3 separate regions of the Homo sapiens genome follow, and all the other regions are linked to region 1. Evidence: chromatin loops called from intact Hi-C (ENCODE). Cell type or tissue: PC-3. All regions are shown on one strand. Links, peaks and the distances in the headings refer to the core of each region. The heading gives the core; the rest is flanking DNA. Region 1 overlaps ZNF521 (zinc finger protein 521). Region 2 has its middle 120 kb from the start of LINC01894. Region 3 holds the start of LOC124904270 (a long non-coding RNA gene).

What was found. Hi-C counts contacts between places; a loop is a spot of excess contacts. Peaks named below come from ENCODE experiments on the same cell type or tissue, not always from the same donor. Only the 100,000 strongest peaks of a DNase experiment are listed, where the experiment ranks them.
Region 2: it touches region 1 in a loop (9-fold over the local background); 10 of 110 quality-filtered maps call a loop at or near these places.
Region 3: a loop joins it to region 1, with 5 times the contacts of the local background. A loop is called at or near these places in 3 of 110 quality-filtered maps.

Annotation. Positions count from the first base shown.
Region 1 is chr18:25,244,784-25,255,436 of GRCh38, reverse strand. The region is part of intron 3 of ZNF521 (zinc finger protein 521); the gene reads left to right. LOC105372031 (a long non-coding RNA gene) reads right to left here. Exons shown (of 4, transcript XR_001753378.3): 2 at 1,197-1,293; 3 at 769-924. Among named protein-coding and RNA genes, the nearest start is that of ZNF521, 100 kb to the left of the region's middle. In PC-3, for the core only: no CTCF peak of the experiment used is centred there; DNase peaks (open chromatin) are centred at 6,446 and 7,496; H3K4me3 peaks cover 866 bases; H3K27ac peaks cover 2,379 bases.
Region 2 is chr18:24,863,873-24,874,525 of GRCh38, reverse strand. No RefSeq gene overlaps it. Among named protein-coding and RNA genes, the nearest start is that of LINC01894, 120 kb to the left of the region's middle. RefSeq lists a silencer at 7,471-7,652. In PC-3, for the core only: no CTCF peak of the experiment used is centred there; a DNase peak (open chromatin) is centred at 5,585; H3K4me3 peaks cover 662 bases; H3K27ac peaks cover 1,495 bases.
Region 3 is chr18:25,192,975-25,203,627 of GRCh38, reverse strand. ZNF521 (zinc finger protein 521) reads left to right here. Exons shown (of 8, transcript NM_015461.3): 5 at 8,384-8,468. It overlaps LOC124904270 (a long non-coding RNA gene), which reads right to left and starts at 6,989. Exons shown (of 2, transcript XR_007066318.1): 1 at 6,876-6,989. RefSeq lists a silencer at 6,877-7,077. In PC-3, for the core only: no CTCF peak of the experiment used is centred there; no DNase peak of the experiment used is centred there; H3K27me3 peaks cover 1,730 bases.

The DNA.
Region 1 (10,653 bases), core at 3,609-8,608:
AGTGATTATATTGGTAATTTTATGAAAGGTGGTTGCAGTTTTATACAAATTTGAAGGGAAAAAGTTAAACTTTCCACCTTCCTTTTTACTTTGTATGTAAAGTATTAAGAAATATAACCCATTACCTACTAAAATTCTCAATTGTTTCCAGAATAGTGAAAGTAGCTGTTAACAATAATAATTGTAAAAATATAAAGTAATCTCAAACAGGTTCATGTTTTGTGTAATGATCAGATAACATGAGTAAAAGCAGCAATTATGTGTTTCTGGTCCACACTGGAGGTGGAAAACAAGAAAAGCATATGCTACAACTGCATATTATTAAAAAGGCAACGCTTTATATTTACTTTGCACTTAAAAGTTTGAATGATCTGGGTAATAGAAATAGACAATACACATGCTTTGGAATACATTAAAATTGCACATACAGTAAGACAAATTGCTATTTTATAGCCTTTCCACAATGTAGCAAATTTGTACTTCTGGCTTAACTCATGATAAGTTTGCATAACATTTACTGGGGGTTTTCACTGCGCTAGTTCATTTTTCAGACTCTTTCTTAGGGGTGGTACCATTCCATTATAGAAGTCCAAGGGTCTGTGTATGAAAAGAAAGGTGGGGTGGAGAAGAAATCTGGGGACAAAGATCTGTAATCAAACAAGCTACATAAACCTCAGCGGAAAACAGTGGGTATCAAATAAGATTCAGAGAAGACAAGTCCATTTTTACAGTGGGCTACTCCCATGGGTACCCATTCCCTGTTCTTACCTTGCTTCCTTCTTTTATGTCTAGGAGATCTCAGGAACTCAAATCCTGTATTACTCCATATTCATTCAGGTTGGGTTTATAGAAGCTACCTTGATCTAGTAAATTACCAGGGAGAAGGACTTTGTAAATCAGCCACAACCACAAATCAACCAGCATCTGCAAAGAAGAAACTTAATTGATTTTAAAAGATATTAGGCTACAGATAGGTGAGAATTTGATTTAAAATCAAAATTATAGACAGCTGTCCTGGGTAGTAGCTGATGGACATGTTGTTATTTTATTGCTAGGGAACATTTTTTCTACCTGGTTGATGTAGTTTGGCCCTATCAAGATGGCACTGAAATGTGTTAACTTAGATAGTGTACATGCTTCTACCTGTAAGACAAAATAAGTATATACCAGTGAATACATCTTTTGTATGCATTTACCTTGCTTCATTGATTTTTATTGCATGGTGCAGCCAGCCTTTACTGTCCCACAATTATTCCCCAGTATCCATATATGCTGGTGAAGTTGATATAGAGCCTAGAACCCAAAATGAAAAGACTTCATTACTATTTTAGGACTTTAGGCAAAGAACTTAATTTCTCTGGGCTGAATAACAATGTGCTGGACAAGTTGGTTTCTGATGCTGCTTCCCGCTGTAAAATTGTACTTTTCTCTGTGACAGCATCAGACCTTGTTCATGCCAAGTAAGATTACTGCATAGTCAGAGTAACTGAAGAGTTGGGCAAGGATTTGAGTTCATATCATGTGTAAAAATTATCCAAGAGAAGTGTAAGGTGCTTGCAAATAGTTCCCCCCCACATCTGCTATTGAACCCTTTGGAGGTATAGTTCAAACCAATACTGTGTTGTACAGTGCCCTTAATACTGATTTCCAATTTATATCTGTATTTCTCCAGAGGACCTGAGCAAATTACATGCTGATCATTTCTTATTAACCATATTTTTTATTATCCAAATGCTGCCTCTCATTTAACTTTGACTTATGACAGCTCCATTGTATATCAGCAAATACATTTTTTGAAGCACAAAATCTAAATGGAACCATGTCTTTTCCTCATGAAATATGGAGTCTTTTTTATTCAAAAAATTTAAAATCCCAAATATATACACCACTTTGAGCACCCCAACTTTTTTGAAGGAGATCAAATAGAATAAATATATTCAAGTTTGCTACATAGAAGGTAAAAGTAGTTAGTATAAGTCACAAAAATATAATGAGTCTAATTCTTTTAAACTCCCAATTGTTTCCCCTAAATTTTCCTGAATGTGACAGGCTTCCCTTCAAGATCAGTAATGTCCCAGGAATGTGGCAGTGCAAATAAATGGAAATACCGTAGTGATTTGTACTTCAGGGGTTAAGGGTCTGGTGCCCAGTCAGAAAGGGCTTGTGCCAGGGACCAACAGTATAATTTGTAGAAACACATATTCTTGGAATTTTTGGATTCAAAAGGAAAATTCTTTTTTGCTTTTTTGTGTTTTGCTATTATCTTAAGAGGTGTATGGATTTGATTTATGAACAAGTACTGCTGTAAATAATAAAATAATAAAATGGCATGTCAGCAAGGGATAAAGAGTTACTTACAGAAGTTAAAGTGAAATTAAATAACTCTTGAATCCATTTGTAAAAGTGCCTGTATTCTCAGTTGAATGGTAGTAACTACTGCGTGAAGGAAGTTGGTTTGCCTTATGGATAAGGTTTTTATAAGTACTTAAAATGGAATTAGCATACACCCTTTAACCATGCTGATTTTTGTTTATCCCTGCAACATATTTTGAAAGCTTTGCTCTCCTGTATAAGCCAGTAGAAAGCACAGGCACTTGCACAGCATTTAAAACTCAGATATAAAGCATTTCTAGCACATTATGGATGCGCTATGGGGTTTGAAGTTAATGTGAATGTCAGGCCAGAGAGGGGAGAACTTTATAAGATACTGAATAAGAAACTCCTTTGCCATTTACTATGAGATGAGAATAAAAAAGGAGGACACAGAAAAGGCAGCAATTTTAACTTCTTCAGATATATCCAGGGAAAATACCTTGTGTTAAAAACAGAAGGAAATAGAAAGTGTGTAGCTGATTTCCTAGCCTATGGTATTTTATGATCTGGATTGCTTTGTTCAAGAAAAAAAAAAAGGTAAATAAGTTGCAATGTAGTCCTCTGTATTTTTCCGTGAAGTATTAGATTTTTGTAGAATATGTGCATAGTGTTTATGAATCAGAACCTGAATCATAAATAAAATGTTAATTTGTAGACACATTTAACTGTGGAGCAGATGGAAAAATAGGTATGTGTTAGAAAACTAGGTATTTGCAGAAGCTAATGAAGTTAATTGGTCTCATTTGACTACCTTATTTTCCCAAACCCCCTAAAGACTGGGCTTTTTTATTTCTTTAATTAAAAATGAGTTTGGTATGTTAATATTATAACCTTTCATATTTTCCTAGTTTTCTATATAAATGTCTTATTTATAGAACCGCCCTTAGGAGTCCAGTATTAGTAAGAACATTAGTAAACTGGGAGCAGTAAGAGGGGTGCTAATGCTATACAAAAGCTATTAGCCACATACATTGCTATAATATGTGCTTTTACACCTTATTATTACTTCCCTGTCCTGTTTCTTTTTGATTACATAGAGAAAGATCTATTTTCCTTTAGCTTGAAAACGGTACAAGTAGAAATACATAAAATAATGATTGTGGAGCAGAATTTAATTTTTAAATATCAGTACTTGAACATATTTTGATTGGGTAAATTACATGGTAAACTCCCATTGAACTATCACCAGTGTGAAATCAGAGAAATCACAGCCCTGAGTTAATCAATACCATGTGTGTAGATAATTTTCCCTGAATTATTCCTTGTATAAGGAAAGGTTCAAAATCAAAATATTTAGCTGTTCACCGAAGAGTGCTTTTTAATTAGAGCTTTATGTTGCGGCTGCCACGTTGGCCTGTATAGTGGATGCTGAATGTAGTGGTGCATACTGCAGAGGGTTCTGGGACATTGTTTCTCTAATGTCATCACTAACATATTGCATTTGTATTGATTGTCTATGATTTCTGTATATGGATGATTGAGTTTGAGCAAACTACTTAGGGTTTCAAAGGATTTGGATAATGTTACACTGTAGGGCTGGAAATCTCTTTGAGTATTGTATTGCAAAGGGACAAAGTCATAGTTTCAGTGCATTTATTAGGCCCCTGCTGTAGAAATAGGAAGAATAAACCATCTTTTTAAAGTTAAGAGATCTTGGAATGGGCAATTCTAATAAATCCTGGGTTTAAGGAGAATGGTACGTGCTGTAGTACCGAAGTTGTTTATTCATCTGGAATGTATTAGAATCTTGATTAATAAGAAGACATCTGCAGTTTTACATAAAAAGCAGAGCAGGCAGTTTGGCAAATAGAAATGAGAAGGGAAAAAGAAAAGCCAGTTCCATCGAATGCTGTTGTTTCATTTTGACCACCAAGCATTGTTATTCCTGATATCCTGATAGTATATAGCAAATCGGCATTTTCTCCCTGCAGAACTGCAGCAGAGAATTAAGATCTGTAGTTTTGAGAACAGGTAGGTCCTTTTAAAGGCTTACATGGGAAATAATATTTGTCATTTTATTTTAGAAAACCCAAGTGGAAGAAAGACAAACCTCAGTTATTTGAGTGTTTCGTTTACATGATGTCAAACATATATATGGATACTTGCAAATCTAAAATTTAACATCTCATGGAATATATTTTCACTTTGAATATATTTTTCTTAACTTTTCACTGAAGAATGAATCACTTAAGAATCTCTTACCCTCACAATCATTTTTTAACCAAATGGAGAGACATGATTTTTACATGAGACATTTTAAATTTCAAGATGGCTAAATGATATGTTGGAAAAGACCATGGAAATTATTGTGTTTGAGGGAAATCGAAGCCAAAGCCTGTAAAATGTGTATAATTCATATATCAACAGGATGGCTTCCTAAATTCTCGGGCATTTTTCAAAAGGGAATGATAACATCGGAGTTCACTATTTGGAAGATAACACATTTGGCAGCTAGTTTCTGAAGAATCTGGCACCCATACAGACATTAATCTCTAAGGCCAATAGGTGAAAGATTATTACAGTCTTGCTGAAGGCAGAAATTCATGCATATTGCAGTCATTCTTATGGGAGTAAAAGGAACAAATTCTGACCAGTTTAAAATATGACAGTTTTAAAGAAGGACCAAAACTAAGGAAAAATAGCTTACTTCAGATCTATTCCACAGTAAATATGGCAAACAAGTTGCTGATGATAATTTTTGTATCTGGTATTGGATAATTGCTGAAAGCTGAGGGATGGCTCTTTTTAGCCACCCAGTCCCAGACAGCTAAGTAATATAAAACAGATTCTAAAAACAGCCTTGCTTAATAGGAAAGAGTGTGAGATTATGTAACTTGAAGGGCAATGGACAAATGAAAAATGATTTTACATTTTTCATTGGTGGATCACAATGTCAGGAGATCGAGACCATCCTGGCTAATACGATGAAACCCCGTCTCTACTAAAAATACAAAAAAATTAGCCGGGAGTGGTGGCGGGCACCTGTAGTCCCAGCTACTCCCGATGCTGAGGCTGGTGAATGGCCTGAACCTGGGAGGTGGAGTTTGCAGTTAGCCGAGATTGCGCCACAGCACTCCAGCCAGGGCGACAGAGCGAGACTTGGTCTCAAAACAAAATAAAAGAAAAATTATTTCACAGTCATTAGCAGAGTTAAATTTATGTAATGTTAAAATATTGGTTATTTCAGAGTATGATTGTCAGCTTTCAGCCTCTGTCCCCTGCAAGTGTAATATTTTAGTAAATTTTAGGCAGAGTACAATTCTTTTATTTTAGCAAAGACAACAGAGATAGAAAGTAAAGAAGACCAGGAATGGTGGCTCAGGCTTGTAATCCCAGCACTTCGGGAGTGTGAGGTGAGCAGATCACTTGAGGTCAGGAGTTCGAGATCAGCCTGGCCAACATGGCAAAACCCCATCTCTACTAAAGGCACAAAAATTAGCTGGGCATGGTGGCATGCGCCTGTAATCCCAGTTACTTGGGAGGCTGAAGCAGGAGAATCACTTGAACCCAGGAGGCAGAGGCTGCAGTGAGCCAAGATCGTGCCACTGCCCTCCAACCTGGGTGACAGAACAAGACTGTCTTAAAAAAAAAAAAGAAAGAAAGTAAAGGCCCGGCGTGGTGGCTCAAGCCTGTAATCCCAGCACTTAGGGAGGCTGAGGTGGGTGAATCACGAGGTCAGGAGATGGAGACCATCCTGGCTAACACAGTGAAACCCTGTCTCTACTAAAAATACAAAAAATATTAGCCGGGCATGGTGGCGGGCACCTGTAGTCCCAGTTACTCTGGAGGCTGAGGCAGGAGAATGGCATGAACCCAGGAGGCGGAGCTTGCAGTGAGCCGAGCAGTGAGCCGAGATTGCACCACTGCACTCCAGCCTGGGTGACAGAGCGAGACTCTGTATCAAAAAAAAAAAAAAGAAAGTAAAGAGGTATGGTACCATAAATATTTATTCTTGCTATGTGAGAGAGGGTTGTTAATATATAAGACAATGCTGTAATTCAAGGATTGTCAAAATTTTATTATGGAAGTCAGCATAGTAAATATTTGAGGTTCTGTGAGCCATATGGTTTCTGTCACAACCAGTCAACTCTGCTGCATTGAACAACTCATATTCAATATGTGAATGAATAAGAATGGCTGTGTTCCAGTAAAACTTTATTTACAAAAGCAAGAGCATTTGGCCTATAAGCCGTAGTTTGTTAACCTCTCTTAAAATAGATTAGTTTAGCATTTAGTAGGTTCTCAGCATTTAGTAGGTGATTATAATAGTGCTCAGTACTTGAGTTTTTAAATAAGTGCGCACTTGTAGTTGTATCCCTGTCTGACAGAAGGAAATTTGTGTGCATATGCCAGTGCCTGCAAGGTCTTACATATTTACACTGTTATTAATGACTAATTAAGTAAGTGGGAAAGGTGTGTAAAGGTTCTTTATCTAGATAAAGATAAAGTTCTTTAAATAAAGCTAGAAAAGTACACAGGATAAGAGGATTGTTGTAAATATCAATATAGCTTTTCAAATTAATATGCTAACTCGTGTTATTTAGAAAACCATAAGGTTATCTTTGCCTAAATGTCATGATGAAGAAGTTTACGTTTTAAGACTGCCACTGCATAAATGATAACATCATAATATACATTCAGTGTTGCCAAGTCTTTTCCAGGAGAGGCAGGCCGAAAGGCAGGTTAGCATGTAGAATCATTCTTGCTTCAATATTCTGTTGTCATTTTTGCAGATGTTCTTCCTGGGTAAAGCTCCATTGGTGTATAACGTTGTATTTCAGATTCAGAGGTGTTGTTGCTGACCTAGAGTCTGTGGGACATACATGTCAAACTCCTTTTTTATAAGGGTGCCTACTTTGTTCTAACCCAGCCAAAATAGAGTCTTCTTTTAACCTTCCTATCAGACGTGTGTGTGTGTGTGGTGTCAAGATAGCTGACTTTAAGTAGAAAAGCAATCTGTAACATTGGTATTGAGTCCTGTTGTTTCTGACATTTGGATTCAAAACTATGATTTTTATCCTAATAGTCTTCTTGCAAATATTTGCAGTAAACCAACCATATAGTGACTAATAGTGTGACAAATGGCAGGAATTTGGGAGGAAGAGACATTACAGGCATTTCTCCTTCCCTCATCATATATAATTAGTCACTGAGTCTTTTGGATCTATTTTTCTAAACAAATGAATGCATTTCCTTCACTCTGTCACTGGGATACTCCTTCACTTTAGGTTTTTTTGCCTCTCACTGGACCATTGCCATAGCCTTATAAATGGACTCCCTGCCTCTAGACTTCATCCAGTCCCTCCTACTCCAAAGGGCTCTGGTGAAAACCATCTCTGCTGATTGAAATCCTTCAACAGCTCTGTCTCTGCTGCCTGCAAATAAACTTGGGGCCATAAGCCATCATGATCGGGCTCTACTTCCTCTCACAAATTCTATGTTCTAGTCCAGTGGCACTTGAACCTGGCTGTAGTGTTGCCTGAGAAACTTCAAAAAAATACTAATCTAAACTTCACCTCTAGTCCAATGCGATAAGAATTTCTAGGAGTGGAGTAGAAGCATCAATATTTTAAAAAGATCTCCAGGCAGTTTTAATGTGCAGCCAAGGTCAAGTTCCTCTTTGTAGTCATTTTACACCATTGATTCCCTGATCACAAATGTTTGCATTTGTACATACTATTGTTTTCCTGCCTGGAAAACTCCTGCTTATTCTTTAAGGTTCAACTCAAAGAACACATCCTTGGTGGCTATTATATGTTCGACAAGATTGTTTTCGTGCTTCTTCCACAGAACACCCACAACATTTCTGTAGAGGGGTCTATTAACATTCCTGATTTCCTTGCCTTGTGATCATATGTTTACATGTGTGCCTCTCCCATTCATTAGTCAGTGAACTATTCATTGTAACCATGTATTGTGTCTTGGTCAACTTTGTATCTGCTGTGCCTCTTCTGGGTCTCATCCATAAATGGGTCATCAGAATATCATTATGGAATTGATGACTGCATCAGAAGAGCAGGACTGGGGTGGTAGCTAGAACACACCTGAAAATGTATTCACTAGTTCATTCAGTGGGCTTCAAAATTATCTTTGTTCCAATGGAATATTAGGTAAAAACAACTAGTCTGGGAATGGGTGTTGTCAAGCAGGAGAGTCCTTAGGATGAGAAGCACTATGGAACCCCTTCTGTGGGTTGGCAAATACAAGGTCATGTGACCACAGCCCAAGTAAAGACTATGGTCAAGATTTTGGGCAAGAGAGGTGACAAAGGGAAGAGAGAAAACATCAATAATAATTGAACTGAATCCTCTCTTAGGTGGGGAAAGGAAATCAATGCTCACATTAAATTGGCTCTAAGGTAACATATTAGCAATGTTAGCAAACCCACAGATAAGACTGGAAAATTCACCAGAAAGCAAAATGTTACTTTAAGAGAGGGTGGAGGGTGGTGGAAAGAAGAATGATGCCAAAGAGCCCAAAGCAGTAACTGAATAGTCTTAACAATAGTAGCTACATTTTGGGGTTTTGATAAGTCTTTGCCTACAACAATATAAAATATAGTGAACAGATTAGTTGGATGGGGGAAAAAGGAAAATAGGATCAAACAAAAAAGAAATCTATATAAGAGAATGATTCTTGTCTATTTTAGAAAGTTAATCTATCCCTACAATTGATTGTGGTGTTATACGCACTGAAACAAAGGGACCTTCTACATTATGAATATTCACAAAATATGAAGTGTAATAGCTTTTGAGCAACAAACTCATTTATAGCTATTTTAAAGCTTTTTTTCATAAAGATCATAAGACTTTCTTTTTTTTTACTTTATTTATTTATTTATTATACTTTAAGCTCTAGGGTACATGTGCACAACGTGCAGGTTTGTTACATATGTATACATGTGCCATGTTGATGTGCTGCACCCATTAACTCGTCATTTACATTAGGTATGTCTCCTAACGCATCCCTCCCCCCTCCTCCCACCCCACTACAGGCCCTTGTGTGTGATGTTCCTGTGGCGCAATCGGTTAGCATGTTTGGCTGTTTTCTTTCTTTTTTTAAGAGAAGGGTCTCACTCTGTCACCCAGGCTGGAATGCAGTGGCACTCACAGTAACCTCAAACTCGTGGGCTCAAGCAATCCTCTTGCCTCAGCCTTCTGAGTAGCTGGGACAACAGGCATGTACCATCACATCTGGCTAATTTTTAAATTTTTTGTAGAGATGGGTCTCACTATGTTGCTCAGGCTAGTCCTGAACTCCAGGCCTCGAGCCATCCTCTTGCCTCAGCCTCCCAAAGTGCTGAGATTACAGGTGTGAGCCACCACGCCCAGCAGAGCACAAGCATTTTAAAAATGTAATATGTACATTTTAAATACTTCTGTACATATTTACAAAAAACCAAGAGTGGGTGAAGAATCACATTTCATACACCTTTGATCCCAGTGCCTAGCAAAATGCCCGTTTGATGAACAAATGGGTAAAATAATGAATGAATAAACTTGAATACAAGTTACAAAAGCAATTGGGACTGTTTTGTCTCAAGTAAGCCACCTTCTTCCCTGTCTTGCATCATCCACCTAGCTGCAAAGTGAACGCATGAAGCTTAGACTAAAAAGCATATGAGTGTTTGGGTGATAATGATGTGTCAATGGAGGTTCATCAGTTGTAGCAAATGTACCATTCTGGTGGGGGATGTCGATAATAGGGGAGACTATGCATGTGTCCAGGCATGGCTATATGGGAAATCCCTGTACTTTCTGCTCAATTTTGCTGTGAACCTACAGCCAACCTAAAACATAGTTTATTAATAAAAAGGACGAATTCAAAGATGTGTAGTCAAAAAATTATGCATTCTAAAAAGTATTCATTGATGACTCACAACAAAATTAATGGGATTTTTAAAACTCTCTTCCTCAGAACAGGAATGCTGAGGCTAAACAACCTTGCAAAAATGAGATCAATGAAAATTTGCTATAGCAAAGTTGATTCATTTGTTTTCCTCTATTTTCAAAACCACCAGTTAAAATGCAGGCAGTTCCCAGCTTATAAATAGATTATCTCCCAAAAGTTAATTTAATAAGCTGGTTTCTTGGAATTCACCACACATTTTCCAATGGAGCAGTGCAGTAAGTGGGAATTACATTTTAAGGCTAGCCCACAAATATATTTAAATATATAAGGTTGGTAGAACAGGGCCACAGAATGCAGCTATGCAGTTTGTGAACTGCACAAACATCCCCAGCAATGGGGTGAGGAGACAGAAACCTAACAGCAGTGCTT
Region 2 (10,653 bases), core at 3,239-8,238, 380 kb after region 1:
AATGCAACAATGTTGCAAGGTAAAACCTTTAAAACGGAATTTGGTCTTGAGGGCTCTGCCTTCCTTATTGTAAGAGTAGGTGTGTTATAAAAGCAAGTTTGGACCCCTCTCTCTTGCCCATGTGATGCTTTCCACCATGTTATGATGCATCAAGAAGGCCCCCACCAGATGCAATCCCTCAATCTAGGACTTTCCAGCCACCAGAACCATGAGCGAAATAAATTTCTGTTCATTATACATTACCCACTCTCAGGTATTCTGTAATATCAGCACAAAATAGACTAAGACACTTATTTATGCCTGGATCCCCCTGGTAAAACTTTCCTATGCCTGATTTTTGCACCCTGAGCCCAGCTGTGCAAGGTCACACCTCTAAACCTTGTCTAGTGCTTTATTGTCTCAGATAGTGTGTTGTGTGTTTGCTCATTGCCTCTTTGGTCTTTGAGTTCTCCAGTATTCACAAAACATTGTATTTCTGAATCTGTAATACTTCACATCACAGAGGGAAATAGAAACGGAAGACGCTGGAGGGAACATGAAGGGAGAAAAAGACAGGAGACTTTGTCAGGAGTTTTAAACTTTCTTATTGAGTTAGAAGAAGCCCTGGGGAGAAGATGTTTTAGATGTTTGGGCCTTCTGGGTTCACCGTTGCCGCAGAGAAGAAAGAGTGTGGTGATTTAAAAGTGATCGAGACACGCAAGGGACTTAAAGAGACGACTGGAGGAAGGTGACTCTCTCACAATTGCTCTTTTATGTGGGCATTAAGGCTGTGACCAGTATTGTCATCATTTACAGGATATGTTGCCTTCAGAAGGCATGAGAAATCTTGGCCCCTTTGACTATAGGAAGAGAAAACTTTCCAGCCTTTTACCTAAAGTCCTTTATTCCATGATTCACAGCATTAAGGAAAGAACTCAGGCACTTAGGGAAAGAGATTTCCAATTCATGCTGCACTCCTAATTTGCTCTGTAAATTTTAGCAGTTTCCCTTACTTTGGTGATTTTACAATATTAACCATTTGCAGTCAGAGCAAGAATTACAAGGAAAATCATAAATACTGAGGTGGTAAGCATACTTGTGGCGTTGTCAGTCAAGACATTCTAATATGGGGTTTCTGACAATTAGAACAGGGCACCTTCTCTGACCTCTCTCTGGAGCAAAGGACTCCAGGGTGGTTGGAGATTCTGACAGTGCCAAAGGGAAAATGAGATGAAAAAATCATTTTTCCAGTTAATTAATTTCCAAGAAAACTGTATCTGCAGTTTCTATTGTGCCCCCTCCCCTACCATAAATACTTAAGGGTCAATGAAAATGATAGTACGTGATTTGTTACCAACTTTATGAACATCGGTAGGGTCAGCCTCAAAGATTGCTCAGTTTAGCATTTACCGTGATGCCTGGCATAAATGAGGTATCTGTTATGGGCTGAATTGCGTGCCCCCAAAATTTATCTGTTGAAGTTTGAATCTCCAGTACCTCAGAATGTGACTGTATTTGGAGACAGAGTCTTTAAGGAGATAATTAAGTTAAAATGAGGTTGTTAAGGTGGACCTAAATACAGTGTGACTGGTGTCCTTATAAAAAGAAGAGATTAGGACATAGACACACACAAGAGGAAGACCATGTGGGGAAACAGGGAGAAAATGACCATCTACATCTATAAGCCAAGGAGAGAGGCCTCAGAAAAAAAAAATAACCTTCGGACACTTTGATCTTGGACTTCCAGCCTCCAGAACTGTGAGGAAATAAATACCTTTTAATTAAGTCATCCTGTCTATGGTGCTTTGTTATGGTGGCCCTAACAAACTAACAGAATGCCTACAATTGTGTACTATGTGAAAAAAAGTCAATCAGATGATAAAGGAGCACTCCTAGAAAACCTTAAATCTGTAGACATGATGGTGAACAGTTGACACTGTGAAGTGTGGCCAAGGGTTCAGGACTTGTATGACCTCAGCCAAGTTCGCTAACCTCTCTGAGCATGGATCCCTCTTTTGTGACGTAAGGATAATGATGCTGGACTATATAATGTTTATTTATAGAAGAAAACCTGAGGAACCTGATAGGCTCTGAGTATATAAAAATGAATAACATTGTCCCTATTCTTGAGATGTATAAGGTGATTCTAATTAAGGAGAGAGAGAGATGTCCACAAATGCATAACTGCAACACAAAGAAGGAATACCTGCTTCGAGAGAGATATGTACATGAGCTTCTACAGAAATATGTGCACCATGTTAAGGTCATATCCAATTAACTTTTGAGAGGGAGGGTCAGAAAAAATGTCCCAAATGTAACAATTTAGCTGGGTCTTAAAGTGTAAGGTCACATAGCAGCAGAAAATGAGACAAGAGGGCTTTCCCATAAAGAAGCAAGTCAACAAGCATGGGTGGCTAGAGGGGCAAGAACAGTAAAGGGCTCAAAGGACAGTAAGTAGTTAGTGGTGACAGGAGTGCATCACTGAGATTGGCAGAACTTGAGACAGGAAAGTTAGGTTGATATCAAAACATGAATTGTCTTGAATGCCAGGATAACACATCTAGGCTTTATTCTATTAGACATCAGGAATCACAGAAGGTTCTGAAGCAAGGAGGTGATATGAATGGATCCGTCTTTTGGAAGGAAAGCATACCCCAAAGGCAGTGTAGTGAATGGTTACAATGGGAAACATTTGGAAACGGATAGCTGAGTAGGCATGCCATTGCAGTAGCTCAGGTACCCGACAAGCTTCAGGAAGTCAGAAGGATTGTATTGGATAAACTATGTGTTCAATAACACTAATAAATGTAATTATTTTTTAATGGAAGCAGATTTAGGGCGAGAGCTTGTCAATTCATGTCAATGCTAATTAAATTTTCTGAGAGGTGGTGAGAAGTTAGTTAATATTATAACAAGCATGTGATACCAGGTAATTTTCTCAGTTGCAAATATCTTTCTTCATTTAACACCAAAATAACTGCTCATTTTGATTGAACAACCAACCAATATGAAGAGAGAAGTAGAGTTTTGTCAAAATGACTTTTCAATGCGGTTCTATCTTATTTTAATCTTCACTGTAACCTATAATCACTTTTGGTGGCATTATGACAGATATGCTGGCACATGTGGCAGACTATACTGAAGGTTTCAATTCCACAGGTATTGGTTTTGAAATTTCATATATTTAGAAATATAAATAGCATTAAGTTTTAAAAGACAGAATTGTATACATTCTTTACCAATATGTTCCCCTCTCTCTTTGTATCCCTCACCCACCACATAGCAGAATTTCTTACTACGTCCTCTGTGTTCCCAAAGCCCCTTGTTTGGTATTGCATGGATCACTGTGGGAAGAAATAAACATAAGCCTCTGTTTCCATTGTTAGATCACAAGCTCCTTGTCTTCTTCATCCGTGGCTCCCCAGAGCCTAGCACAGTGCCTGCCTGGCCACAACAGATGCTCAACACTCAGTGACTGAATTGCTTTAATGTTACTCCCAGGATGGATTGTGTGTGCATGCATGTGTGTGTGTGTCTCTATGTGTGTGTGTGTTTTTCTGCTATAAACTCAGAGTGAAACGTGATGAAGTGGTGTAGATTCTACTTGATAGCTGGTTTCATAAAGTAGCTCTCTTTTTTAATGTAAAAACCTTCGTGAATGAACTGACACATGCAGTTAAGCACATTTTAAAGACTCCATCTTAGCAGTCAGCTTTAGTGAGCCCGTCTCTCTTTGAATGTTAAGTGTCTGATTCATAAGCGCTTGTCCCACTCCATTGCCCTGGTGCAGATCACGCTTATTTGTTTGACTTGTACAGGACTATTGTGTATACGTCTCCCATACAGAATATCATTACACCAAGGCAGAGAGAGGTTTAATACACATTTTGTACTTTTGACACCTAAATAATCCAGTTATCACCTTGACATGGAAATTGGAATGTCTTTGTTCTACTGGCCTGACATAATCAAGTTAGAATACATATATATCAACATTTTCAAACCATGAAGTATGCTGCAAATACCAAAACTTCTTCACTGTTTCAAACAATGCAGCCAAGAGAGTTCATTATACAGAGATAGGGAAATAAATTATTTTTTTTCTTTTTGCTCTTCTGCAGTTGACTAAGGAAGTGTCAGTAAAGCAGTCAGGTGCTTTGGTGGCTAATGTTTTCATGATCTATGCACCCAGCATCTGGCCTCACTGTCATTTATTATCTTTTTCCTTGGATGTTAATAAAGCCATAGATATTTTTTTAAAGTGTCTTCTTGTTCTTCTATCTGCTTAAATCACACTTAATATTGTTTAATGTTGGTCAATAATAGTTGACCTTTTATTGAGAGCTTGTCATTTGCAAGGTGTCATACTTGATACCTTAAGCACACCACCCCCTATAATCCTTACCAGCCCTATATAGTAAGTACTATTTTTTTCTCTCCTATGTAGAGGCAGAAATCACAGCTAGGAGACACCTTTCCAGGTTCCCACCACTAGTGGAGTGGAGGTGAGAGACTGTATCTCTCTCTTTTGAGCCTGGTTTTAAACACTGTACTACACTGTCTAAGCCTATTGAGGTAGCACACAATCCTCTGTCGCTTCTAACTTTACTGAAAGCCTGTACTAGTTTCCAGCATGAATAGGGAACTCCAAATATGTTAATGAATGATTAATATAGTACTAATCACTAACCGTAGATCCATAGAGGAAGATTCAGAAACAGTGGAAATAGAAATATTTTTGCACCTGTACAATGATAGCATCAATAATGATAATAAGGATAATAACATTTAATTCACTTGTGGAGAAAATATTACAAACTGATCTTAATGCAGGCAACAAAATTAAGGCAATTGGTGGGTTTAAGGTAGCAGTTTCAACATATCTACTTGGAAATACGTTATGGCCCAACAAAGATTCAAGAGACTTCCCAAGCAATATCCAAGGTATAATGACACACGTTGGATAAATCATTCCAAAGCTATTACAGAGAGACTCACTCTGCCATATGGAAAAAGTGGTTAGGGAACAATTAACTTCAACAATGTATATTGCCCCTGGAAACAAAACTGGGTTAAGCCGCTAGGACAAGGCTGACTGCAACCTCTATAAATTAGTCAGTAATAATGGCCATAGTTTGAAACCATAAAGACTTTGAAAAATAGAATAAGTACAAGCCATGAAATCATTTAGGAAAGACCCAACAACAAAGGCTGAGGGAGAGACACCAAGTACTTCTTTTTTTTAATTTATCATAGTTATAGCTTAAGTAAAGCAAATGTTTGATGAGTGTGAAGACTGGTGTAGTGAGCCAAGATAGGATAATTGGCACTAAAATTATTGCAAGGGTTTAATAAAAGAGCCCTTGTTTATGTAGTGAAGAAGATGTAAACAAGTGAACGTAAATGCAGACAAAATGCTTTCATTGCTGCATGCTACCAACAGCCCTGAGAAAAGCTGCTAAGATGATGAATCATCAAGAAGCCATTGAGTACAAGTAAATAGAGGAATTAACACAGAGGTCAGTTAAGACCATAAACTAAGTAAATAAAAAATTTTAAATATAACATATCTGAGATGATAGAGCCATAGTCACAGGCCAACAATTTCTGGCTAAAAGACCAACAGTTTGCTACACTCTCAAACTAATAAAGTAAACGGGATCGTGAGTAAGAGCCAATAAAGAGATGATGAGATAAAGAGAAAGGCATGTGTGTTTGGAAGAGCAACCCAGGCACCTCACAGCTCAGATGCCCCTCCCAACCGGGGATTTAATAAAAGCAAGTTTATATTATTTCGGGACAACTCAGAAAATGAGGCCATTGGATTTCTATTCCAATAATAAATTATCTTAAGGTTTTGTACATGAAGATTTAGTTATTATAATGATTACACACTAAAGCTTCCTAAGAATTTTTCATCATTATTTTTAAGAAAATATCTTGCTTATTTAAGTGCTTGCATGTGTTTTATAGAATTTGGGTTTTCAACAATTCCAACATTTATTCTTAATGCCACATAGCAGATGAGGAAATTGAGCCTCTGATGCGGTGAAATAATATGTCTAAGATAAACACAGATTGTCCGGTAGAAACAACATTAGAACACTTCTTATAAGCTACTTCTATAGCTTTTTTCTCTCACATAATCAGCCCTCCAAGTTTAAAAGAAATCTGAAATGTAAACTATACGTTGATTATAAGAAAAGCATGAATCCAAGTTGGGAGATATATTTAAATCCCATTAAACTAACTGAAAAATTCATGAGCAATACATAGATAATTTGTTTCTTATTAAAACATTAAACTTGTAAAGAATATTTAGCTGTTCAAATGTCAAGTAACAGGATAGCTATAGTAAGTTAATTAGGTACCAATTCATTGCTAAAGATACTTAATTGACATTTAATAAGCATATTAAATACCAATTAACCAACTATATTTAGTGCTAACTATATTTAGTCAAAGTTGTTTTGTTAATTGCTTGCTCAGTGCCTTAGTATCTATGGTCAATAGATTATAACCCAATTAAATATATACATTAATGTGTTTGCCTATATGTCTCCCCAGTGAGGAACATTGCCTGGATGTCCATCTGTGAGTTTAACCATCATCACCCATCTTGGTGAAGAAAACAGCATCTTGCAAACTATCCCAGTTCATAGAAGGCCTTCTGTAGACAAAAGAATCAGTCAAAAGGTGACAATAGGGATGCACCACTCTCCTGTCACTGCTGAACTTGGAGACATGGAGAACTTAACAGGTTCTGGTGAGAGGGGCAGAGGGATATTTGGGGCAGAGTTCACAGCCCCTTTGAGATATCTGTAGAGGGGCTTTCTCAATTCAGAAGCAACAGCCAAGGTGTTTTCTAAATACCATTTTTACTGTCATCTACAGGAGGGAGGAACACACTGATTGTAATAATTGCCTCCAGGATCTCATGGCTTTCCTGGGCTCTAGAGATGTTGGCTAGGGTTCTTTTTGGACCACTGACTAAATAACGCTGTCAGTCACATGCTGTGGGATCTGTATTGTGTATTCTGGTCACAACACATTCCTGCAGACATGATGCTTGCAGCACAATAGAGAAGAGGCGTGAAAAAAGAGCAGGGACCTGAGCACATTAACGTTGGCCACTCTTCCCTGACCCCATGAAGGCATTTAATGCGTCTTTAGTTCCCCACGTTGGGACTCCTTCCTGAGGTTTGCATATGCAGAAGAGCAGAACGGTGATGTGAATCAGTCATTCAGAGGGCTGAGGGCAATGCTGGTGGTCACTCAGACAACTCCAGCAGGCAAGATGCACCCAAACAAGATTAGTCTTTTTTTGGTTGGGGGAATAGGGTCTCACTCTGTCACCCAGGCTGGAGTGCAGTGGTGCAATTTTGGCTCACTGCAACCTCTGCCTCCCTAGTTCAAGCGATCCTCCCACCTCAGCCTCCAGAGTAGCTGGGACTCCAGGGACGTTCCACCACACTCGGCTAATTTTTGTATTTTTGTAGTGACGGAATTTCACCGTGATGGCCAGGATGGTCTCAAACTCCTGAGCTCAAGACATCTGCCCGCCTCTGCCTCCCAAAGTGCTGGGATTAAGGCGTGAGCCCCCACGTCTGGTTCAAGATTAGTCTTAACATGGTAAGACAACTTAGCAGACATTTCCTAAATGAAGATGAATTGATATTGTAGAAGTCAACCTAACCTTAAAGTTTTGGGGGTACTTTCCATTTTTAAAATAACCAAATTGTTGCACCCAGTGTGATCACGGAGCCTGGACAGAGCCAAAGTCCAGGGACATGAACATTCAATTGTGAGGGCTACACGATCATGTGTGCTCTGCAATCCAGAAAAGTCAGCCCCTTGGGCAGTGAGCTGAGCAATTAGTTTTGGGAGTTCCCAATAAGGGGCAAAACTGTTCCAAGGATGGCCAGGCGCTGTGGCTTAGGCCTGCAATCCCAGCACTTTCGGAGATCGAGGCAGGCGGATCACGAGGTCATGAGATTGAGACCATTCTGGCCAACACGGTGAAACCTCATCTGTACTAAAAATACAAAAATTAGCCGGGTGTGGTGGCACATGCCTGTAGTCCCAGCTACTTGGAAGACTGAGGCAGGAGAATCACTTGGACCCAGGAGGCGGAGGTTGCAGTGAGCTGAGATCGCGCCACTGCACTCCAGCCTGGCGACAGAGTGAGACTCCATCTCAAAAAAAAAAAAAAAAAAAAAAAAAAAAAACTGTTCCAAGGGCAATCAGAATTCCAAAGTCCAGGGAAAAGCTGAGTCAGGAACTGAAGACATTACAGCTATGGAAGGCAGGAGTCAGGAACGAGGCACAGAGTGACTCAAAATTATTCCAGGAACATTTTTTTTTTTTTTTTTGAGACAGGGTCTCCCTTTGTCACCCAGGCTGGAGTGCAGTGGTGCAATCTCGGCTCACTGCAAGCTTCGTCTCCCGGGTTCATGCCATTCTCCTGCCTCAGCCTCCCGAATAGCTGAGACTACAGGCGCCTGCCACCACGCCCGGCTAATTGTTTGTATTTTTAGTAGAGACGGGGTTTCACCGTGTTAGCCAAGATGGTCTCCATCTCCTGACCTCGTGATCTGCCCGCCTCGGCCTCCCAAAGTGCTGGGATTACAGGCGTGAGCCACAGCGCCTGGCCAGGAACTCCTTTCTTAATACCGTGGATGGATTTTTAAAAGCTGTGACTTTTGTCTGCAATTGTCTTCCCGTACTGCTGCTCCACCTCTGTAGGCATAACCAAAAGAAACTCCCTAGGATAACTGTAATTCAAACATATTACGGCCAGAGAAATAAATTATGGTGAGACAGAATTTCTAGGTGACAGAATATAGTAAGGTACACAATATAGCAAGGGTAATAATTTCAAATACAAACAGTTACACATATACTAGGCATGATGATAAAATGAAATGAGTGGCTATAAACAAAGATCATGAATGTATTAATTAGAAATTAGTTGAGGGGATGCCTAGCCATGGTGACCCTGGTTGACCTCTTCTATCATTTTTCCCCCATTGAACAATATTTTTTATTATTTTTCATCATAAGTCCATCAGTGATTATCAGCAAGACTGCATTTGTGTGCAGCAGGGGTGGTCTCCTCTTCAATAACTGCCTTGGGTTCTGATGAGAATCTTCCCATCATCTTGAGACTTGGCAGCGTATTAATATGTAACACTCTTTAAACTGTCCCAGGGCCGGTCAAGTAATGCAATTTACCTCATTTGGCTTTTGCATTGCACTTTCCATTGGAAGGGCTTGTGCACTTTGCATGTTTTCAGTTAATGAAGGATTGCAGTGTGCCTGCAAGCTTTGTTTGAAAGTGCCATGAAATGGAGGAAAAAATTAGCACCCAGAAGGAAATAATTGTTGCTCTGGATAAGTTTGATCAATGAGGGAAAGGAATAAAGAGATTGTAAATGACATTTAAAGTCTTTAGTATGAGATGCTCTTGAGTAAGCACAACACTGCAGCTAAGGTTAGCAATGAATTAGTTAACACAACAGAAGAACAGAGTCTGACTCTACAGACTGAACCAGAATTTCAATTTTCAGCTCAGTTGGCAGTAGAAGTGAGGCTGACAAGGGGGCTTGGCATAAATCATAAATTCCAAGATATTGTTCTATTGCCTTCTAGGGGGTTGGGTAGGCCACAGTTGACATATAGATTTGAGGTTCAGAATCTAGTTATGGTGTTTATAGAGAAAAGAAAGACAGACATAAGTTGGAGGGTACAAATTCCACAGGAAATTCAAGATAACTAACCAAATGAAGGATCTTCTGATTGAAGAGAAATGGACAAAATTGGATTCCAGATTTAGTTCTAAAAGTAGGTGATTAGGAAACAATCTGAATGAAGTATTAAATTCAACATGTCATAAATTTTTGGTTGATGATCAGTTTGAGTTTATTAGGTAGATCAGAACAAAAGGACATAAGTGCAAATCGAAGGGGAATGCATGTATGTAAAAGAAATTTAAAGAGATATTTTATGAAGAAAGTGGTGACATTTAGGATGAATCTAATAATGACATGGTTTTTTTTTAAATCAAAAAGAGTATAAGTGGTTACACTTATGAAAGAAACTCCCTGAATCTCAATGGCAGTATATGATGATTAAGGAAAGAAAATAGTGAGTTTATTTTAAACTGCAGAATCCCAAGCTAAATTTGCCACCTCCATGTTCACCAGAGCAAGGATGGGGGAACAGCTTAGAAACACCTTCTGTTTTATGGCTCCTAGCTCTTAAAGCCTTACTTTGCAAAGTGTTGTCCTATGGTACAGCAACATCAATATCAACTGGTAGCTTGTTGGAAATGCAGAATATTAGGCCCCACTCTAGACCTATGGAATCATAACCTGCATTTAACAAGATCCCCAGGCAATCTGTGTGTACGTTAAAGTTTAAAACGCACAGGTCTAAAGCATTTCAGCTACTGCTCTCCCTCCAAGATGGGATTCCAATAGGCTTGGATTTGAATTCTGGCTTTCCCACTTACTAGGCAATCTTGGTTAAATTATTTAATCTCTGAATCTCAATCTCTTTATCTGGGAATGATGATAACACTACCTACTTTGAAAGGCATGAAATTACCATGAAAAGAAATGAGTGTCATGGTTGGCAGCCCAGACTCTGAAACCCAGCAGTCTGACCGAAACA
Region 3 (10,653 bases), core at 3,183-8,182, 51 kb after region 1:
CATGTAGTAGATGGGGTCTCACTCAGTCTGTCCCCCAGGCTGGAGTGCAATGGCATGGTCACAGCTCACTGCAGCCTCAAACTCCTGAGCTCAAGTGATTCTCCTGACTCAGTCTCCCAAGTAGCTAGAAATACAGGCACAAACCACCACACCTGACTAATTTTTTAATATTTTGTGGAGATGGGGTCTTGCTACCTTGCCCAGACTAGTCTTGAACTCCTGGATTCAAGTGATCCTCTCACCTCTGCCTCCCAAAATGCTGGAGTTATAGGCATGAGCCACCACACCAGGCCTTGTAACAGTTTCAAACTCAAGAAAATTATTCCCATTTTAGACCTCAGATCACGTCCTATCTCTCCCAGAGAGTTTTTTCTAACTCTTCCAGACCATATTAATCTGTCACTCTCTGACATGTTCTGTCTTCTCTTTGCAATACACCAAAATAGGCACTTGGTTCTGAACTGCTTTGCCATGTCATTTAGGCAAAATACTTAAAACACTTTAATGTTTGTGTGTTTTATTTCCCCAATCACATTGTAATGCCTTGAGTTTAGGGATCACGGTTAATATCTCTTGGTTGTTGAGGTGTTGCCATGTGCCAGGCATGATGTAAAGTGTTACATGGATTTTTTATCAGGACATTCACCACCACTGTAAGACAATAGCATCCTTTTAACTGTCACAAGAATACAAATTAGAATATTGATACATTTGTTTTTCAATGAATTATTTGGGCTTTTCATCATTAGTGGCTTTCATTACATTTCAATAACCATTTTTTTCTTCTTTCTTCAGTGACTTATTTTCATACAAATTCAGAATTACTTAGAAAATGACTAGGCTAAATTAGTAGAATGTCTGAGTTATTGAGCATTTGTGGAAAGCTGCTGGCTTATTACTTTCACTCACATGTAGTATCCATTTGCTTGCCAACAAAATACTGGTGCTACTGCTCTTAAATATATATTGCATTTGCGATTAATATATTCATTCTTGGGATGGTAATGTATATTGCTATAGTCCTTGAAAACAGCTTTTTCCTCCTAGCTAACTTAAACCTTTTTACACATTCTTAACCGCTTCTCTCTTCCCATTCACCCAACCTTGTCACCAACTTGTGATTTTATTTGTGTTATTAGTCGTCTCTTGGTATCCATGGGGGATTGGTTCCGGGATGCCCTGCGGATGCTGAAGTTCTTTATAAAAACATGTACATGCTCTCATATACTTTAAATGATCTCTAGATTACTTGTGATACTGAATATAATATAAGCGCTATGTAAATAGCTGTCATAATGTATTGGTTTTTTATTTGATTATTCTTATGGTATTGTAGTATTATTTTTTATTTTTTCAAATTTTTCAACCAGAGGTTGATTGCAGATGCGAAATCCACAAATATGGAGGGCCAACTAATTTTTAAAGCTATATTTAATAAACATTTGTTTAACCCTTGTTAATTGTCATGAAATTTAAATTAGTGGATTCGAGTTGAAAGAAATTTTAATGTGGTTCCAAAGTTCACTTAAAAGGGTGAAAACTACTCACCTTTGACAACAGACAGTTTATATCATATTTTATTCCATCCCCATAATAACCTGTCAAATAAAGAGTAATACAGGCAGTAAATAGTACCTTTAGTAAATAAGTAAGCATTAAAAATTACTGTTTAGTGCAGGTGTGCTACGTGGTAGGCATGGTACCAAGCACTTTTATATAATTCTCACTTACTTTTCATATCGACTCTAAGATGTAGGTTTTATTATTTTTTCATTTGCAGAGAAGGAAACTCAGGGTCATTTAATGATTTGTCACACAACTAACTATACAGCAAGTTAGTATTACAGAAAGAAAATCTAGAGATTCTCTCCTACTAAGACTGCTGGATATATTTGGAATGAGTACTTTACAGCATCATTGTACAACATCCTGATTTCAGGGTTGTGACCAAATCTGACACTCGTCCTTCCTTAAAAGCCTTGAAATAGAGGGAGCTGAGAGCTATGGGACATCCTGGAAAAATGGCTCTGTAACTTTGGCTTTGATGTTCCAAACATATAGCAATGATTGATAAAATATAAAGATAGAAAAACAAATGGACTTAGTCAAGTCCAAAACAGTTCTTCGTCTTTGAGATCCAGAAACCAAATAAGAAAACCACATGGTTATTAAGGCTAAAGCCAGGGGTCTGCTGAACATTTTCCAGCAATAGAAAGTGGTAATTAGGGTTTAATCCCTATGGAACAAATCCAGATCCACTATTTGAAGCAGGGCCTGGGAGGAAATTTCTTGTTCACAGCAAGAGACTGGGAAAAAGTAATTCTGTTGACCACTACCAGGAACTAGGATTTTTACCTGGAGGATTGAAGGAGTAGGAAGGAAGACACGGTTTTGTGACATAAAACTGAATTACCCATGTGTTGCCTCTGTGATTTACCTTGCAATGTCTCTCTATCCCTGCAGCACAGCAGATAGGCAGCAAATGCCCCTCTGAGACCCAGCTCTGGTACAGTAGCCTGGGATGCCCTAGTAGAACCAATGGCGAAACTACTAGAAAGGGAGAAATGAGCACATAGAAAAAAAAAAAATCACTACAAATGGGCTTTCAACCAAGATTCCAAAGTATGTGAATGAATCAAACACTAGTAAAGCAGAAAAAAAAGAAGAAAATAATTATTTTGAACAGTCTGACAAAGACTTTGAAATAAGCATGTTTAGAAGCTCAGAAAGATAAATGAAGATATGATTTCCACTGAAAAGAGTGACAAATTATGAAGCAAATCCAAGCAGAAGTAAAACAAAAGCACTTGAACGTTTAAAACTAGAAATGTTGGAAATGAAAAATAGTCATTTTAAATAAAAGCTTTGCTAGATAGGATAAACTCTAGACTGGTCAGCTGTGAAGAGAGAATCAGTGTTTTGTAAGAGTACAGAGAAGATGATCTAGATTAGAACATAAGAAGACAAATAGATTCTTAAAATATGAATGAAAGGGCAGTTAAAATACATGGAGGATAGACTGAGAGGCTCCAATCTGTGTCTAATAAGGATTCTGATAGAAGTGAATGGAGAGTGTCTTAGATAGACTTAATAACTGAGTGATTTTAATCACTGAAAATTTTAAGAATTGAGTACATAAGTGAGATCTCAAATTGAAATTATTATTTTTGTATTGAGCAAGACAAATACACGTAAAGGTACAGTTTGAAACATGGCCAAAAAAAAAAAGAAAACTGCAGAACACTGAGGACAAAGGGAAAATCTTGAAATAGACTAAAGGAATTAAGAGCCAATTCTATCCTATGAATCTTAGTCAAGAGTCTGGGACTGGGAGCCTAAGGCTAACGTGGCTACCGACAGTTCCTTCGCTCTCGTAAGTTACTTTTCCTACCATTCCTGGCATTGTCAAAGACCAAAGCACTACTTAATTATATGGAAAACCTCCTTTTGAAATGCACCTAAAATGTAATTGTAAATTTACCTGCAAATGACCAGAATATAAACTGTGTTAAAATCCAGTGTGTGAAAGACAGTAGAATCCTGGCTTGGTTATACCTGTATGACTTTAGCCAAGTCACTTAATTAATCTATAAATGAGGATAATAATCCCTCCTTTATCTACTCTTAACAGGACTGTTTCAAGGGATTTTTTTTTTACATACAAGTTCTTTATAGACTAAAGTATGAAACAGTTTATAAAATTATGTGAGCTATGGTTCCTGACTTCTTAGAGTTTATATATTAGATTTATGTAAAAAACAAAAACAAAAACTTCACAAACAAATACCAAAATGTTTGCAAAGCTACTTAAAACAACTAAGCACAAATTATTTTTGGTGCATATCAAGTGAAGGAGTCTAAAGTGAATAGTGGAGATGGGGTTAATCAGGTTAGGTTGAGCTTCTAAAAACTACATGTTATGAATTATCCTGTTCATTTTTTCCAGTTTTTATGAAAATGTTCATGTATACACCTAGATTTTATGATGGTTAACATGTAGCCATTTACTTATATATGATTATATATGTTTTTTTCTTGAAACTTTTGAAAGTAAATTGCAAATATTTCATCCCTAAATACTCAGTATGCATCTCCTACCAAAAAGAATGTTTACCCACATGACCCCAATACCATTATCACATCTAAAAAAGGTAACAATAACATCCCGATAGCATCTAATAATCAGCTGATAGTCAGATTGATATCTAAATTATTCTCAATTGCCTCAAAAGCCTTCTTATAGCTGTTTCCACCCCCTCCCCCCAAATCAGGATCCACACATTACATTTGCTCAAGTCTTTTTCAGTCTCTTTCATCTGTTCACTTTTTTTTTCCCATGACAATAGGCCATTTCTTTTGAAGAATATTCTGGATTTGAGGGTTTTTTTTCCCCCTCATAGTAATAGTTGTTCCTCTTTTCAAAGACAACAGGCCATTTCTCTGAAAGAATATTCTAGATTTGCATTTTTTTCTCATAGTAATATTTGTTCCCCTATGCCTGTATTTACTGAAAACTGGATTGTTAGGCCTAAAGACTTAATTAGATTCAAGTACACATTTTAGATAAGATACTATATTGGTGATGTATACTTCATATTGCAACTCATTAAGAGGTACACAATGTCACGTCATTTCCATTCTTAGTGATATTAAGCTAAATAGTCTGGTTAGAGTAATTACCATCAGCTAAATGTAAAGATATATCTTTTGCTTTGCAATGATCAAAGGATGGAATTTGAGTATCTCAGAATAACCTGTCTTCTACTAGTTTCAGCATCCATTAATGATTATCCTGAACCATTTTATTTGGCATTGCAAAATGGTGAATATCTAATTTTGTCATCCCTTCTGCTGTCATTCTTCTATAAAGAAAAGCTTTCACTCATCAAATAGGCACGACCTACACTTCCTCCTTAAAAAAGCAAGGTGCTTCTGACCCTTTCATTGCCAATTTTCAGAAAAAGAAATTGATGTAATAGTCACCTCACATGGTAACAACTTAATTTTTTTTCTTTTCTGTTTTTGAGGATTACTATGCACTGATTTTTTTTAATCTATTCAGTATTTTGGTAAAAGAAATCAAAGCAGTTTGATTTCTACAAAGTATAAGTTTTAATAATTATTATTTTAAATTACTTTTTAAAATTTGGTAAGACTAAATGTGAAGTCTGAGTCCTAATGGATGGAATGGAGGGGAATAGGGTTAATCAGAATAATTTTTTAAAACTATATATTATTAAGCATCTCTAATCATTTTTTTAATTTATGAGATGTTCTTTTTAAAAAGTCTCTGAGTACCTTAACCAGAGTGTAACTGAAAACAAGAATGTCAAAAAGGCACATTTAAATTGTTCTCAAAATCAATCAAAAATAATGAGGTGCTAGGAAAAAGTTGTATCCTTGATAATTACATCTATCAGTATCAGAAAACAAAAGAGAACAATCAGGAAATGACAATCCCACTCCCAAGTAGCACATTTAAAAAGGCTAATGAAAAAAAAAGTCTCTTTTAAAAATGTACTAAATTAGCATTTCAAGTAAATTGACAACTTAAGCGTTGATAAAGGCCAATCTGGGGCCCAAACAATGGAAGTTCTGTTTCTACTTTTATCTGCTTTTAAAAGAAATTATCTCACTTGACTTTTTTTGTTGTCTTTTATATAAATGTAAGTAATTGTCCTAAGGGAGATGACAATCCTCATGTACTCTGCAAGGGTCAGATCATACCTGGAGTATGGCACTTCATTTGGGGTTCTATTTCTTAAAACATTGACCTGGAGATAGGTAACCAGGAAGGGAGGTAATTCCAAGTATTTCTTACATTGTGCCCCTATGTTCAGTCTGAAAAGGGGCTAATGTAATTGTCATATTAGACAATGGATTCAACCTCTTCTTTGTAGCACCAGAGCTTAGAGTTAGGGCCAATGGGTGAAAGTGGCAGAAAAACAGATTTGGGTCTAGAATTAGGAAGAATTCTCTCATAATTTTAGCCACACAGAGGTGGAATAAATTTACCTCCAAGGGAATGAGTTCCCCAAGGCTGACACTGTTCAGAGGTTATAATCCCTTTACTTAAAGATGGTGTACAGGTGTGCAGGGATCTCTCAAATATTTTGCGAATAATCTATAATTATAATGAGATATGCTTTAAAGGTCATTTAACATCAACGTTTTAAAAATTAAGGGTAAAAATGAATTTTACATCATGGCTTTAAAAAGAAAACCCTTAACACATCCCAATTTGCATATCATTGCTTTGTATTTGGGAAATGTGAAAAATATGGTGAAGTAGAGTTCAAGCTTCAGTATTTTAAAATCACGGTTCATTGTTTTTGATCACAGTAAATTCTTATCTAGCCGTAACTTTAGGAGCTTATAGATAAGAATATGGCTTTGTTAATAAAAAATATAACATAGTATTTTAGACACTGTTTTATGAGTGGAGAGAATTAATGTTTGAATTATCAGTAGTGGCAAAAGCATTTTCATTCAATGATAAAAGAAAACTTACATGTGTCAGTTCATTTTGAAGATAGTAGTAAGTGCTGGCATTTTATTATTTTGGCTTTTCAAGTGATTTTATTCTTTATTATTAGACTGGGGAAAAAAAAGCCCTAGTATATTCTGCCAACATATTCATCAGTCATCATTTTTGGAGACAGTTTTCGACATATTGTATGTTTTACTGTGCTAACAAGAGAAAAGACTAGCCATTAAGTTTATGTTTCTTTGTTTTTCAGCAAGGTCACATATCAGGAATAATGCTAGAAGTATGCTAATAAACAATATATAATGTAGGTCATCAGGGAGTAAGAAATATTTTCTAACTAGTTCTAAAGGGAAATAGTGTTAAAAAAGGGATAGATGTTACTTACGTAACACATGTTGCTCTATATGTCACCATCAAAAGCATCTTGTAAACAGCTCGGTGTAGTCAATCTTCCTTGGTGATTGTCAGGGTGTTTGAAGTCCGTGTTAGATTTAGATTCAGCACATTCAGTTCGCAATATGCCTAATGTACAAAGACCGTCAGATGATTTAGACAGCTTCCAATGGAAATATGCCTGTACTTCCGTAGTTTACAAGGAATATTGGCCACTGTTGCAGAAGAAAATATTATGTTAAATTACAATAATTAGGAAAAATTTATATTAATGGCATTTATAATTTTAAATCTTGAATTATGCTAAATGTTTGTGCTTAACTTTGGTTTTGTTCAGTTCTAAAGAACTTCAGTTCCTTAAAATTGATTGTAACTTACAGGCTGGTATTTCCTTATTAATACCATCAGTAAAACAATTTTATATGATTTCAAATGAAACGATAATTCTGTAAAAAACGCTTATAAGAAAATGTCATTTATGTGATTTTACAAATGTAATTTTCTCATGTTTGGGAAATTTTAAAAATGGATTATTTTCATAATGGTTTATTTTGTCTTCCAACATGGTTTTTAATTACAAATATTAAGTTTCATCAAAAAGGAATTTATGTAAGTATGTGTTCTGGAAAACACAGCTAATACTCTATTTATTGAGTTCATCTAATAGGTACTGGGACTCAGTAATAAAGATGTAAAATTATAATGGCTGCTTTATGATTCAGAAATCAGAGAGCCTACTAGCATTTAGAATCAAAAGTATTTCTCTTCCCAGCTGTACAGCACCATGACATCAGGCAAATCTTTCTATTTCTCTGGACCTCAGTTTCTTCATTTATGCTATAAGAATTATAATAAAAATCTTGCTCTACTTCACAGGGCTGTTGTGTAAAATGATAAAATAGTGTTAGAATGTTCATTATGATATTATTTCTTTATAGGATGAGGTACATATTTAAATACTAATGCTTAGCAACTTCTAAAACATCATTTAAATTGTAGACTTTAGCCAAAAATTATATCTCTAAATATTTTAGCTAGCATCCATGAATCTTAACTTATTAGCCGTATTACTTATGGATATCTAGAAGCAACACCCCAGTTATGTTGGTCAGAATGAAATTGTGCCTGATCTTCAAAGACACTGGTTTCTGAAACTCTGTAGATTTTTTTTTAATACGCATGTTTTTTTAAACTGTATTTCTGTAATACTTCTGGTTTTAAAAACCTTCTGTTTTTGAGTTTAGGGATCTTTAAAAATATATTATGCCATAATTATGTGCTTCTGTTTCTTCTAAATGTCTGCAAATGAAAATATAGTGTTGGGATCAAGCCATAAGGTCTAAGTAAGGAATTCGTAGAACTTGGGCCAAGGGGCCCTGTAGTTTAGTTTGTTCCTTAGCAACATAGGTAAGATCAGCATCTCAGAAAAATGTTTTTTAAACAAAGAAACAATTAAAAGTCCATGTGTCTAAGTAACTCTGTTTATACTTGTTTTCTCAGAAGAAGACCTATCAATGCATCAAGTGTCAGATGGTTTTCTACAATGAATGGGATATTCAGGTTCATGTTGCAAATCACATGATTGGTGAGTGACACTCTAAACCTTATTACAGATAGATGTTTCTTCTGCTTGTGTATATCACCATTAAACAGAGTTAAAGATGAATTAATTGTTCAACCATCATTGTTTTTCCTCGGCATGATTGATTTTTTTTTTAATTTCTGTTATTAGTCCTGATAAGGTGTTAGCACATTTTATTTTCTGCAAGGGCTAGTTTAGACTTCTGCAGAGGATTATATATCTACTGCCAGTCAAAACACAGGTGATTAACAAATTAAACTTCTAATCATTTTTGCATTATTGAAAACTAACAGGAATGGTTAATGAACTGGATGTTAGCTTTCCATAGAGTTTTAGACAGGTTTTAATTTCAGAAGTTATTATGGTAATGGCACTGTTGTGCGTTGCTTAAGCATCTTTGTATCAAAATCTAAAGTAGCGAGTTTTTGTGATAGGGAAACATAAATAATTTAAATAGCCATAAAATAGTTTTATATGTATGGTTTCAACAGCCTGGAAATAATCATGATCATAAAGATCATGTAAAGAATTCAGTGATCATTTTTTATTCCCCACCAAATTTTCCATAGATTTTAATAAAAGTAGTTTGGGGAAAGATTTCTGAAATTACTCCAGGCCATTGTTTTTAGGATTTTGCATTTATCACATGGCCTAAAACCAAAAGGATATTTTTTTAACTTATTCATATTGTCCCATTATTTCTTAATTCCTCATGGATTACTGCCTATGTTTTTTAATTTGATAAGCATTTAGTAATAACACTAAACGTTTTACCAGCCAGTTAAACTTTATCAAGCAGATCATTTTTCTACTAGTACAATGACAATTGCTATTACTTTATGCTATTTTTGTTACTCATTTATGTTTTTTATACTATGAGTTTTCTATTTCATACTCACTTCATGGTATTTCATAATACCATAAATAATTATAATATTTAAAAAGTCAAATTAACCTCATACTCTCCTACTATGAAACTCTGTAAGACAGGAAAGAAAATTCAACAGTTTAGACTATGAACTTGTTTTCAGGGGGGAATAAGTTTGATTGTATACTAATTAGAAATATTCTAAGAATGCTTAGTGGAAGGTTGTTCCCCTGTCATTTCTGATCATTAAAGCTATAACAAAACTTCAATTTTTCTTATATAAATTAATGAAGATAAATTCAAAAGCATGTTGGAAAATTGATTGATAATTTTTCAATAGGATGTGCTTTATAGTTTTCAAATGATAGGTCTTCTGGGGGGTTGTTGCTTATAAATGACTAAGAGCTTATTTGTGCAAAATGGAACTTATACATAACAGCTAAAATATTGATCAATTCATCTCTGTATTTTCCAGATTTAAGTATTAATATTATTCGTGATTTCTCATATATTAAATAGTATATCCTTCAATGTGACAATAGCGTTGACAGCTTTAGTGAGTGATTAGAAGATAATGGCAAAATGTAGGAGAGATTCAAATGTTTCCTTGCAATTCCCTTCTGTTTGAGATTGTAAAAAATACCTTATATAAACTTTTAAAACAGCTTTTTAGAGGAGAGGAGCAGCTTAGAAAAAATGAATTCCTGCCAAATGATAAATGTTAATATTTCCCGTCTCTTTATTTCTTGAGTAGACTGTGTTGGTGGCAGTCATTCATGATTCTACCTCATGCTGCACTTTTAGATAGGCTTGAATGAAGGCAGTTCTTAGAAGTCTGCAGTTTATGGGAAATTCAGTGAAATTTTGTGGTCATGCTTCTCATTAGTTCTATTCAATGTAAACTTACTTTTGTTTCTGGATTTATTATTTGTCCCAGTACATAGATGAATATGTTGAATATATTTTCACCACAATGTTAATACTCTTTTGCACATTTAGAATTTCAATTGAATGTTCAGCATAACAGGACTTTTTGATTTTCCAATTTTAGTATCATTTTGCCTATAAACATTAATCAGTTTGTTTTGTCTTCTTTTTAAATTGCTTTATATCATTCCTATTTGTATTTATTTTATATTCCTTGCATCATTAGTGCTTTCCCAAGGCTTTTTCCCTTCTACCTTATAGTGGATTAATAAGACACTTACCTCTTGGGACCTGAGCATTTAACAATTCACCTTTCATCAGAGAAGCACATTCCATTCCTTTTCACAGAGGGTCTAGTTATTTAATATTCATGCCATTTTTAATAATAAAAAT